3 separate regions of the Homo sapiens genome follow, and regions 1 and 3 are each linked to region 2. A link is a contact called in ENCODE Hi-C or POLR2A ChIA-PET data. All regions are on one chromosome and are shown on one strand. The core of a region is the stretch at or near the end of the contact, and the rest is flanking DNA. Distances in the headings are between cores, read along the strand shown. Region 1 has its middle 96 kb from the start of TMEM17. Region 2 has its middle 17 kb from the start of B3GNT2. Region 3 overlaps COMMD1 (copper metabolism domain containing 1).

Evidence for each region. A loop is a pair of places that touch in the nucleus more often than their neighbours do. ChIA-PET counts read pairs that join two places held with the same protein, here RNA polymerase II (POLR2A). Pooled maps may share reads with other maps.
Region 1: a map of esophagus squamous epithelium shows a loop between it and region 2 (2.5-fold over the local background). The contact joins two enhancer-like sites. A Hi-C loop is called at or near these places in 3 of 168 maps with a recorded cell type or tissue (CD4-positive, alpha-beta T cell, esophagus squamous epithelium and testis). POLR2A ChIA-PET finds 5 or more read pairs at or near these places in 2 of 52 experiments (H1 and activated T-cell).
Region 3: a map of tibial artery shows a loop between it and region 2 (2.4-fold over the local background). The contact joins two enhancer-like sites. A Hi-C loop is called at or near these places in 8 of 168 maps with a recorded cell type or tissue (heart left ventricle, heart right ventricle, left cardiac atrium and 2 more) and 9 of 50 pooled maps. POLR2A ChIA-PET finds 5 or more read pairs at or near these places in 3 of 52 experiments (OCI-LY7, activated T-cell and activated naive CD4-positive, alpha-beta T cell).

The regions. Positions count from the first base shown.
Region 1 is chr2:62,408,704-62,412,524 of GRCh38, forward strand. No RefSeq gene overlaps it. Among named protein-coding and RNA genes, the nearest start is that of TMEM17, 96 kb to the right of the region's middle. RefSeq lists enhancers at 930-1,019, 1,260-1,339, 2,271-3,030, 3,302-3,491. Within about 2 kb of position 1,513, at least 26 of the 41 ENCODE cell types and tissues checked have a DNase peak (open chromatin) inside an H3K27ac peak, as active enhancers do.
Region 2 is chr2:62,177,145-62,180,831 of GRCh38, forward strand. No RefSeq gene overlaps it. Among named protein-coding and RNA genes, the nearest start is that of B3GNT2, 17 kb to the right of the region's middle. Within about 2 kb of position 1,972, at least 10 of the 41 ENCODE cell types and tissues checked have a DNase peak (open chromatin) inside an H3K27ac peak, as active enhancers do; they include heart right ventricle and tibial artery, where a contact is called at or near this core.
Region 3 is chr2:62,012,439-62,015,891 of GRCh38, forward strand. All of the region lies in intron 2 of COMMD1 (copper metabolism domain containing 1), which reads left to right. Among named protein-coding and RNA genes, the nearest start is that of COMMD1, 110 kb to the left of the region's middle. Within about 2 kb of position 1,838, at least 14 of the 41 ENCODE cell types and tissues checked have a DNase peak (open chromatin) inside an H3K27ac peak, as active enhancers do; they include heart right ventricle and tibial artery, where a contact is called at or near this core.

The sequences.
Region 1 (3,821 bases), core at 263-2,762, 230 kb after region 2:
AGATCACAGCAGCTCACTCAACAGCTCCTTCCCTCGCTCCTTCTCTCTTCCCAGCAAATTGAAGGTACTTCCCTTTAAGCAACCAAAATCCAACAACAGATGCTTCAACAATAGATGCAAAAAGAAATCTGAATTGGGGGAGGGTGAGAAAAGAAAAATAAGAAAAAAGGGAAGAAAAAGATCCATCCCTGTGAGGTCTGAGAATAAAAGAAGGAAAAGGAAAAGAAAAAAAAAAAAAAAGAAATCACCAGTGAACCCCTACCTGGCTAAAACAGAGTTTTCTCCTCATCTCCACCCCCAGAGGTCTCCAGTCAGGGAGGTGACTGGCCTTGGGCACTGGTACATTCCCAAACACTATGTAAACAAGCCCCATCAGACCCTTCCAGCCTCCGAAGCTGTCATTGCCTCCCTTTTGCTAAGTTGGTATTTAAACCTTTACCTCTGGCTGTACAGCAAGGTACTTATTACCGAGTGCTCCCACATATGAATAGACCTCGTCTTTTTTCCCGTTCGTATGTCTATTGTGAGTCATTTCACAAACCCCCTCCTCAAACCTAAGTTGGTAGAGGAAAAGACTTTTCTCCCAGCACCCTCAAGTCAAAGAAATTCCCAGGGGCTGTCAAGTGAGAAGTTCTGGAGCCCACTGCACTGAGTATTCTCTCTGGTCAAAATGAACTTTCCTAAGAACAACCACCTCCAATAGGGGAGATGCTGCAGGGACCCCAGATACACCCACCACACCCAGATACAAATGGCCAGAGGCCCTTGGAAACACAGCTCCTGGACCTTAGGTCATAGCTGAGGCACCCTCTGACATACACAACGCTGCATCATCGCCTGGTCTGCAGCAGCTTCTTTTTGGGTTTTGGCTTCTTTAACAAACACTTAGTGCTTGCTATGAGTCAGGCTCTCTTCTAAGTATGTTAGAAATATGAAGTCATTTAATCCTCACAACAACCTGCCTAGGAAGGTATTTTTACAGATAAGGATCCTGGGGCACAGAGAGGTGAAACAATTTGCCCAAGGCCACACAGTGCATGAGTGGCAGGGCCAGCCTGGCTCCATGCTCTGCCCTGAGATGAGAATGGACCCAGGGTCCATTTAGTGAGCATTCTGTGCCACCAGGGCACTGTTTCTTGGCCAGCACTCCTGGGGCTGGACAGGGTTGTGTATGTTGGTTTGGGCTGGGGGGAATCCAGGGGTCCATGTCCAAGCAGGGCATCAGCTCTTGAGGAAGCAAGGCCATGGCCTTACTAGAGAGAACTTCGTCTTCCAGGGCCAATCTCCACAGTCAGCTGAGGGTCTGCCTGAGCCCTGCCCAGGGTAGGAGGGGCTCTTGTGCGCAGGCTCATACCTGCTTCCTCACCCCTGCCAGGTTTGCCCCTATGTTTCCCACCTTCCTGGACCAGTGCCCCTCAACTAAGGGCAGTTTTGTCCCCCAGAAGACATCTGACAATGTCTAAAGGCATTTTTGATAGTCATGACTAGAAGGCTGCTACTGGCATCTAGTGAACAGAGGCCGGAGATGCTGCGAAACAGCCTACAATGCACAGAACAAAGCCTCACCACAAAGAATGGTCTGTCAGTAGTGCGGCGGTGAGAAGCCATGATCTAGGCCCACCTCACGGCATCCTTAAGGCTGAGAACCCCTCCCGTGTGATCTGTGTCTTGTTACAGCAGGGGTCCAGCGTCCTTGGAGGGCCACACCCATCCTCACTTTGGCGTCTCCCAGAGGCTACAACAGAAAGTGAAGGACTCAGTTTGTACTGCAGCCTCAAGTTCTTGGAAATAAAATAAGGATGTTGAGGTCCTGGTAAATGTGGTGGCCATTATTTTGCATCAGGCTCTGTGCTGAGCACTTTATATATTTTATCTTATGTCATTCTCATAAGCCAGTCTGTGATGCTATTATTATCCTTCTTTTATAGATTGGGAAACTGAGGCTTTAAAAAAGTAGCTTGCTCAAGGTCACACAGCTAATAAACCTGGTGACAGTCTGCTTTCTAGCCTAACCAGGCCCTGGTATACATACTTAGGAAAGTAAACATGGTAAATGCCCAGGGAGAGCCCACTCTTGGCCTGGCTTATGTCCTCCCCTGGGATCAGCACCCCTCACTCCACAGCACAGTTGCAGCTGAAGCTCTCAGGGCCAGCTAATTCTCTTCCCCTCTCTGGTTCTTACAGAAGGAAGGGGAAGAGTACAGAGAAGCAAGAGTAGGGTTAATTTTTGTGCAGGGACAGTTAAGACAGAGAGGAAGGGGCAGGGAAGAGATGGACAAGGGAGGGAGGCCTGGGAGCTTTTTATTATTTATTATAGCAGGGGAAAGAATGGGAGGTTTGTTTCTAAGCCATAAATACTCTCCTTTGATCCCTGTGTCTATCAGAGATAAATTAGTCACTCTTAGGCCTCAGAAATTAATGACTGTCCTAATGATCACCCTAAGTGACCTTGCAGCATTCCTAATTCTCACCACTCCCTGCAAAGTAGCTGTGTCAGGGTTTGGCAAGGTTTGGGGATGAGGCAGGACTGAGCGGGATGAAGGTGTAATTTCATTCCTCAGCCCCAGCCTCACTTTGCAGAGATGAAATTGGCCTCTACTCCTAAGGCCAGAGAACAGTCAGAACCAGATCCCAACTTCTGGGCTCTGCCCTCCCTGGCTTTGCTTCAAGCACAGGGATGGGGAGCACTGCGTAAGGAAGCTTCAGGGCCCTGTGGAATTCTGACCTGGGAGAGGGTGGATCCCCTAGGGGTGTGCAGGCCTGCGAGGGGCACCTGAAAGCAAGAGGGCATTTGGATCAGGTTAACATCTGACCTCTCAGCAGGCCCTGCCCATTCAGACTGGGGAAGAGCTTTGAAGTTTCCTTTGTGTGATGTTTTCATGGCCCTGATCCTACTGTACTGGAATTAGCCCGAGGCCCTGCCCCTTCCCTGGAGATTTGTTCCCCAACTGCAAAAGTCTTAGAAAAATACCGCAAGCTCCACCCACCATCCCCACACCACTGAATGCTTTTTCCTTAGGCTAAAATACCAGGGAGGAAAAGGCCTCAGAACCCCCACCAGGAGACATTCTGTGCGTGTTTACAGTTTCTCAAGTGGAAAGCAAGGACCCCTGGAACCAGATCTGAGGGCAGGTGCTTCCCAGATAAGCATGTTATGGGGTGGGGAGGATGGAGTAAGGGAGGGAGAAGCAAGATTGTCCCTGGAGGCTTCCCAAGCCACGGGCCAGGTCCAGAACAGCAAGGCTGTGGGTTCTGGCCAGAGAGAAGAGGAAGCTGGTGAAGCCAGGCCTTCCGGCCGTGCTCAGTGAGCAAACCATTGTGCCTAGTGTGGCCAAATATCCATCTCGGGGATCTCTCTCTGAGCACCAATGGCTTCTCCTATACTATTGCTCAAGTCCACCATAAAAGCAGTGTTTAAAAACGAAGGGAGAGGAAGACAAAAGAGAGGAAAGCGGAGAGAGAAACGGGAGGAGACGGAGAGAAGCAAGGAATCCCAAACTAGACTGCTAGATTCTGCTAGATTCGGCTTTTCAGAGTAAAGACTCTGAGCAATAGTGCCATCTTGTGGCTATGAGTAGGAATTACAATTAGTTTTCTCTCTCTCTCTCTCTCTCTCTCTCTCTCTCTCTCTCTCTCTCTCTCTCTCTCAATCTCTCTCCCCCCCTCCCTCCCTCCCTCTCTCTCTCTCTCTCTCTCTCTTTCTCTCCCCCTCCCTCCCTCCCTCTCTCTCTCTCTCTCTCTCTCTCTCTGTCGTCTACTCATGGTGTTTGCAACTGCAGGGGCACAAGCCATGGATTTTGTTTCCACCCGAGACAATTGCC
Region 2 (3,687 bases), core at 722-3,221:
GAGTCATTACCATGTCTAGGCCTGAAAAAATGAGAGAATTGGGAGGCAGAGGGGTTGTATGGAGAGGGCTGCCTCACAACAATGTCAGGCTCAGGGGGAACGAATATCCCAGTGTCACTTGCCTTCTTCCCTCTGATGTCTGGCTAGGACTCCTCATTTGGCTGAACCCCACCAGAAGTCAGAGGACAGGGAAGCCCTTTAAGGTAGTACCCCCAGAGCAGCCTCCCAGGGCAGGGAACAGCAGGGAGATGGTGACACACAGAAGATGGCCAACACTGAACCTTAAATAATCTTTTTGGTTCCCAGTCTATTCAATCACTCAGCCAGCACTTATTGATCACCAAGCTATTTGATCAACCAGTACTATTGATCACCAAGCTATTGATCAGCCAATACTTATGGATCACCAACCTATTGATCAGCCAGCACTTACTGATCACCAAGCTATTTGATCAGCCAGCACTTATTGATCACCAAGCTATTGATCAGCCAGGACTTATTGATCACCAAGCTATTGATCACCCAGCACTTACTGATCACCAGACAGGCACTGAACTAGGAGATACAGTGGTAAAAATGCAGCCCTCATGGCTCACAATTCTTGTGGCTGCGTCAGGCCCCAGCAAGCTTCAAACCATATCCAGACTGAAGGTGTAAGATCACAGCTCTCCAGCTTGTACTGTAGTTATCGCATGACTTCTCTTATCTTCTTTCTGCCTGTCAGGAAGGACTATGGTCTCTGGTTACACTTATTAGTGGTGATAATGGTGACATGTACTTGTTGGCGTACGTTAAGGTGTGAATATTGAAAGGGTGCATATACAGAAGAACCCAGAAAAAGAAAAACACTGGGTCTCAGGAAAGGCAGGAATGGTGGTAAAGCCAGGTCACAGGAGTTTCTCTCCAGCACTTGGCCCTTCATGTGACCCAGCTGCTACCCATGCATCTGACCCTCTGCCTCCTCCACATACACCCAGCTTCCGGCTGCAATTTCCATAAATGTGGCCCAGCTCATCTATCCATGCCAGCCTCATTTGAGCTCACTACCTAGTCTATGTGGGGTGGTCCTTGAGCTGGCCCCCTTGGTCCTGGCCCAATCAGTGGCCATTCCTGGGCGTAGAATAGTTTGGTGCTATCTCTGAGCAGGGGGCTATAGATGGGGTAGTTTCCCCCCTCTGTAGGAGATACTGGGCATGGCAGAGCCCAAAGCTGACATGCTCAGAGCCCCCTACTAGGAGATGATAAGCTCCTGGAGGCCAGGGACCTAGGACTTACACTGGTTTTCCAGTAGCATATGGCATCATTTCATGGAATTCAGCCACTCAGTTGACATTAAATTAGACTGGGCAAAATAACCCCAAAGCTAAAAATTGGATACCTCAATCACATCTGTCATAGGAATCTTTTAAAGCACCAAGACACTTGACATTTGTTGAGAAGGACATTGTTGATCCATAGGCAGAGAAGCCAACCTGTGTTTGGGATGACAAGGAGACAGGCTGGCAAGGTGCACATCCTGCTGGGGACAATGGCTCCTTTCTCCTGAAATGCCTCCCAGCTCTGTGTGGCCAAGCCAAGGTGAGGCAAAGCTGAATTTCTTGCCCTAAGAAACAGCAGCAGGAGAGTAAGGGAGGTGCTGCCTTTGTACTATGGTGACCTGCTTATTCTGTTTCAGTGACACAAGCTCATTGACATTGCATGGAGAGAATGATGTCATCGATTCTTCCCAGAGCCAAGCTGGCCTTTCTGGTGGTGCACATGGTACTCCAGTACTGTGTACCACAGAGATGTTTTCCTCCTGGCTGGATGTGGGGAATTGAATTCCTTTGGCTGAAAATGAGCTATGAACCATAGTAAAAGCTGCTAGTAGGAAGGCCTTTGGACTTTTCTGGCTTAGAATTTCTGAGGAGTTCCATGGCAGTTTTCCAAATCAAATTCTTAAGTCCAGAGACTTAGCTGGAGAGCATCTTGAAGGTTCTCCATGAACGGTAGGCGCTGACCCCTGGGGGAGGGGAAGGTTTTAATTAACTTTGTCGGAGAAAGTTGCCAAGCACTCTTCAGCTGTTTTGGAATGTTGTATTCCAAGTTGTAGAGGTTATGACTTTCTCTTTCTGGAACCCAAAAGCGACTTGTGGAAGCAAAATGAGAACAGCTTTTGGCCTCCGACACCACAATGCATCAGCCAGACCTGGATGTTGCCACTAAACTGAGGAAAAACTGTCTCTGGTGTCTCCTTATGGCCAGAATGGCATGTTCGACTTTAGACTTGAAGACTTGGCAGTTTCGGAGCACCTTGTTGACCCTCTGCTAGGGTCTGGGTCTTCTCCCAGCGCCTGGGAATTTGAGAGACAGCCAGCTAATGGAATGGCCAACTGTGCAGTGCTGGGTACCAGGAGAGGGGAAATGGTGGCTCTTTGGTACTGTGAGGCCTGACATCTTGGAACAGACGGCACCTGTTGGGACTAATGTATCTAAGAATGTCAAGGAAAAGCATGTGAGAACTTTTCTCAATTGAAAGGATGTGCTGAATCTTTTCAAGAATGGGCATCCCATTCTCCCATTCAGGAAAGACTGAGCCCCTTTTGTCCAGCAGGCACCATGGTGGGTGTTAGAAGCTAGAGCAGTGAATCAGTCACACATTTTAAGGACAAGGACCACGTTCCATTCTTCTCTGTCTTGCTCGTAACAGGTACTCAGACAACACTGCACTGAAATGGTTCTTTTTTTTTTTTTTTTTTTTTTTTTTGAGATGGAGTCTCACTCTGTCACCCAGGCTGGAGTACAGTGGCACGATCTTGGCTCACTGCAACCCCCGCCTCCCAGGTTCAAGCGATTCTCCTGCCTCAGCCTCCCAAGTAGCTGGGACTACAGGCATCTGCCACCATGCCTGGTTAATTTTTGTATTTTTAGTAGAGACAGGGTTTCGCCATATTGGCCGGGCTGGTCTTGAACTCCTGACCTTGTGATCCACCTGCCTTGGCCTCCCAAAGTGCTGGGATTACAGGCGTGAGCCACCGTGCCCAGCTACAAATGGTTCTTTCAAAGTCCCCTGGCTTCACCCCATCCTTCAGTGTCCATTTTTCATCTCCTTCCCCACTTTGGTCTCCTATCTCACCAGATTAAGGAAAATGCAATGTCTTCCCTATGCAATTGCTGCTTTGCACGGAAAATCACCTTTAAGCCAAACCAATAATCTACAAACCAAAAGAAAACAAGAGGGGAAGGGACGAATAACTGATTTCCCTGCGAGCCCTACCTAGTTTTCATCTGGCACATTCTGCTTCTAAGTGGTTGCTGGTCACACTGGCAGATAGCCTGTTTCTCCTTAACTCTTCCTCCTCAACCACCTACTCTCTCATTAAAGAAAAAATTAAGAAAGTTTCCTGATTATAAAAATGATAAATACATTTGGAAAAGAGAACACATTGTCCCACCCCCGCTACATTTTTGGTTTTCTTTTGTTTTGTTTTTTAGAGACATGGTCTCACTCTGTTGCCCAGGGTGGAGTGCAGTGGCATGATCATGGCTCACTGCAGACTCAACTCCTGGGCTCCCTACGACGATTAAAAAATGACTTTCAGGCCAGGGATGGTGCTTGTGCCTGAAAAATCAAAATTTTCAGTGCTTTTGGAGGCTAAGGCAGGAAAATTGCTTGAGCCCAGGAGTTTGAGACCAGCCTAGGCAACT
Region 3 (3,453 bases), core at 588-3,087, 160 kb before region 2:
CTCCTGAGTAGCTGGGATTACAGGCATGCACCACCACGCCCAGCTAATTTTGTGTTTTTAGTAGAGACGGGGTTTCTCCATGTTGGTGAGGCTGGTCTTGAACTCCCGACCTCAGTTGATCCACCCGCCTGGGCCTCCCAAAGTGCTGGGATTACAGGAGTGAGCCACCGCACCCGGCCCCTTTGGCAGTGATTTAGTACAAGTCCCTAGTGATTGCCATTTCTTTCTCACCACCTCCCACAATGTTGATTTTCCATTTTTTCAGCCCGCTGTCAGTAAGAAGTAGCAAGAAGTAAATTGGCAGAAAAGCTATTATAAGCAAAAGGAAGATTCACTTAGCTAGTGATTCAAAGCATCACTATATGTCAGACTCATCTGAGGAGCTTAAAAAGAAATTAAGATGCCCAGACCCCATCTCAAAGTAAGTGGCTTTACTTTAATTTGAGTGAAGGAAGATTTCTTCTCTGAGGTGAGCTGAGCTTTGAATGACAAGAAGGAGGCAGCCCCAGGAAGATCTGGGGGCACAAAATACAGGCAGAGGGAGCAACCAAGGCAAGAAATTAGCCTTGTTAAGAATTTTAAGTGTAATGGGAAGCCATTAGAGGGTTTTAAACAAGGAAAGATGTGATGTGACTTATATTCTAATAGGATTGCCTTGATTCACCTATGGAGAATGGATTTCTGGGATCTCAGTACTGGGATACTGAGATCCCAGGGGGAAAATATCACTAAGGTTGGAATTGCTTTTCTGCACATTAAAAGCAATTCTCTTTTTCCTTGAAACCTCCATGTGATGTTAATTAGGTAAATGGGATTTCAAGGAAAAAAAAAATACAAAACAACAAAAAGAAAAACTGTTATCCTTCATTCTCTTAATAAGATGAGGTATTCAGAAATGAATGGAGCCAATATTAATATTCCACTCCAAAAAATAGTAGAAATGAGTTTACATGGACTTCTCACAATCTCCATTCCACATTTCCATCTCTGTTTCTCATTTATGACAGGTCCCTTCCTTTAAAAACTTTTTTTATTATAATATGTTCCAAAACTTGTTTGTCAAACCTAGGGATAACTAATAAAAATCAGTATTGTAGGGGGAAAAAAGTGAAAGCAGGAGGCCACTTACTGGGCTCTCACAGTGGTCCAGGTGAGATAACGGCATGGAAATAGAGGTAATTTTAAGGAAGTGAAGTGAGCAGGTAGAGTGTAGGTTTTGAATATGGGTGAGTTGCTTTGAGTTGACTTGGAAGGGATGTAGAGAATGAGAGAAAGTGAGGAATTGGGGGTAACACCTTGTTTTTTCTTGTAAGACTATGTTAGCATAATTTGGTAATTCTAGTCATTGTTAAAACAGTCTTATTGCAGTGTTGACTGTCTAACATACAACTTGAGTTTTCTGGTAGCTATAATTACCCCTTCCACTTGGGGAAAAATATGAAAGAAATCATTTAACATTTGGCAGTTAAGAAGATGTTGTTTGTGCTGAAGTAATTTTATTTTTAAAACTCTCAACTTACAGAGAGATGCACTTGAGATTACTGAACATAAATTTTTTATAGACTTTAAAAGAAAATCATTGTTTCTTATGATGTGCCCTTTCTTATGTATACTATACCCAATAAAATGATTTAAAGAGGAGGAGAGAAAAAGATGAGTGTCTTTGCAGATTCATTGACCCTGTGAGAATAGGGCTTTGGCACTGCTGAAGTCCTCAGCCTCTGACTAGTAGCTTGCCAGCACGCAGCCCCTGGTGTTGGACTTCGTTCAGCTGTTCAGGCTGTCTGTTTCTATTCTTGCAGACAGATGGGGTGCTTGAGAGGAAGCCAGGAAGCCAAGCCTTAAGAGGACTTGGAAGCAATTTTTGGATATAAATCCCTTGTCCTAAACTCAGGGCAACAGTGTATCCTGCCCAGCAGTGTTGAACTGCCTGTGTTTGTCTAGTATGTGTGTACTGGCTGGTTGGCTCTGGGCTTCATTCCATGTATGCCACTGCTCTATTGCCAAGATAAATGTAGAAGGCCTCTGGCCCAAGCCCTTCTTTAGTACTTAAAAAAAAAAAATTGTGGTAAAATACACATAACAAAATTTTACCATTTTAACCTTTTTTTTTTTTTTTTTTTTTTTTTTTTTTTTTTTTTGAGACAGAGTCTTGCTCTGTCACCCAGGCTGGAATGCAGTGGTGCAATCTTGGCTCACTGCAACCTCTACCTCCTGGGTTCAGGCGATTCTTCTGTCTCAGCCTCCCGAGTAGCTGGGACTACAGGTGTGCACCACCACGCCAGGCTAATTTTTGTATTTTTAGTAGAGATGGGGTGTCACCATATTGGCTTGGCCAGTATGGTCTTGAACTCCTGACCTCATGATCCACCCCCCTCAGCCTCCCAAAGTGCTGGGATTACAGGTGTGAGCCACTGCGCCCGGCCATTTCAGCAGTTTTTAAGTGTACAGTCCAGTGGTATTAAGTACAGCCCAGTGGTATTAAGTACAGATGGTTTTCTTTTTTAAGAGATGGCAGTCTTGCCACCCAGGCTGGAGTACAGTGGCATGATCATAGCTTACTGTAGCCTCAAGTCCTGGGCTCAAGCAGTCCTCCTGCCTCCACCTCCCAAAGCACTCGGATTACAGATGAGCCACTGCATCCAACCCATTCATGATGTTGTATAACCATCACCACTATTTGCAGATCTTTCTTTTTTAAATCCCAAACAGAAATTCAGTACACATTAAACAATAATTCCCAATTTCCATCTCTTCAGCCCCTGGTAACCTCTTTTCTACTTTTTTCTCTGTGTATTTGCCTATTCTAGGTACCTCATATAAATAGAACCACACAATATTTGTCCTTTTGTGTCTGGTTTATTTTACACATAGTGTCTTCAACTTTTATCGTTGTTGTAGTACATATCAGGATTTCATTCCTTTTAAAGGCTGAATAATATTCCATTGTGTACATATACCACATTTTGTTTATCCATTTATCTGTTGATGGATATTTGAGTTGTTTCCACCTTTTGGCTCTTGTGACTAATCTGCTGTGAACATGGGTATACAAATATCTATTTTAGTCTCTGTTTTTAATTCTTTTGGGTATATACTAGGAGTGGACTTGTTGGATCATACGGTAATTCTATGTTTTAACTTTTTAAGGAACTGACAAACTATTTTCTACAGCAGTTGCTCAATTTTACGGTTTTTTGCAGTACATGAAGTTTCCAGTTTCTGTACATCCTCACTAACACTTGTTAGTTTCTGGGTTTTTTTTTTTTTTCTTTTTTTTTTTTGATAGTTGTCATCCGAATGTATATAAAGTGGTATCTCATTTAGTTTTGAGTTGAAGTCCTTAATGATTAGAGATGTTGAACATCTTTTTATGTGCTTATTGGGTTTGCCCTTTTTGTTTGTTTTTTTGAGACAAGAGTCTTGCTCCATCTCCCAGGCCGGAGTGCAGTG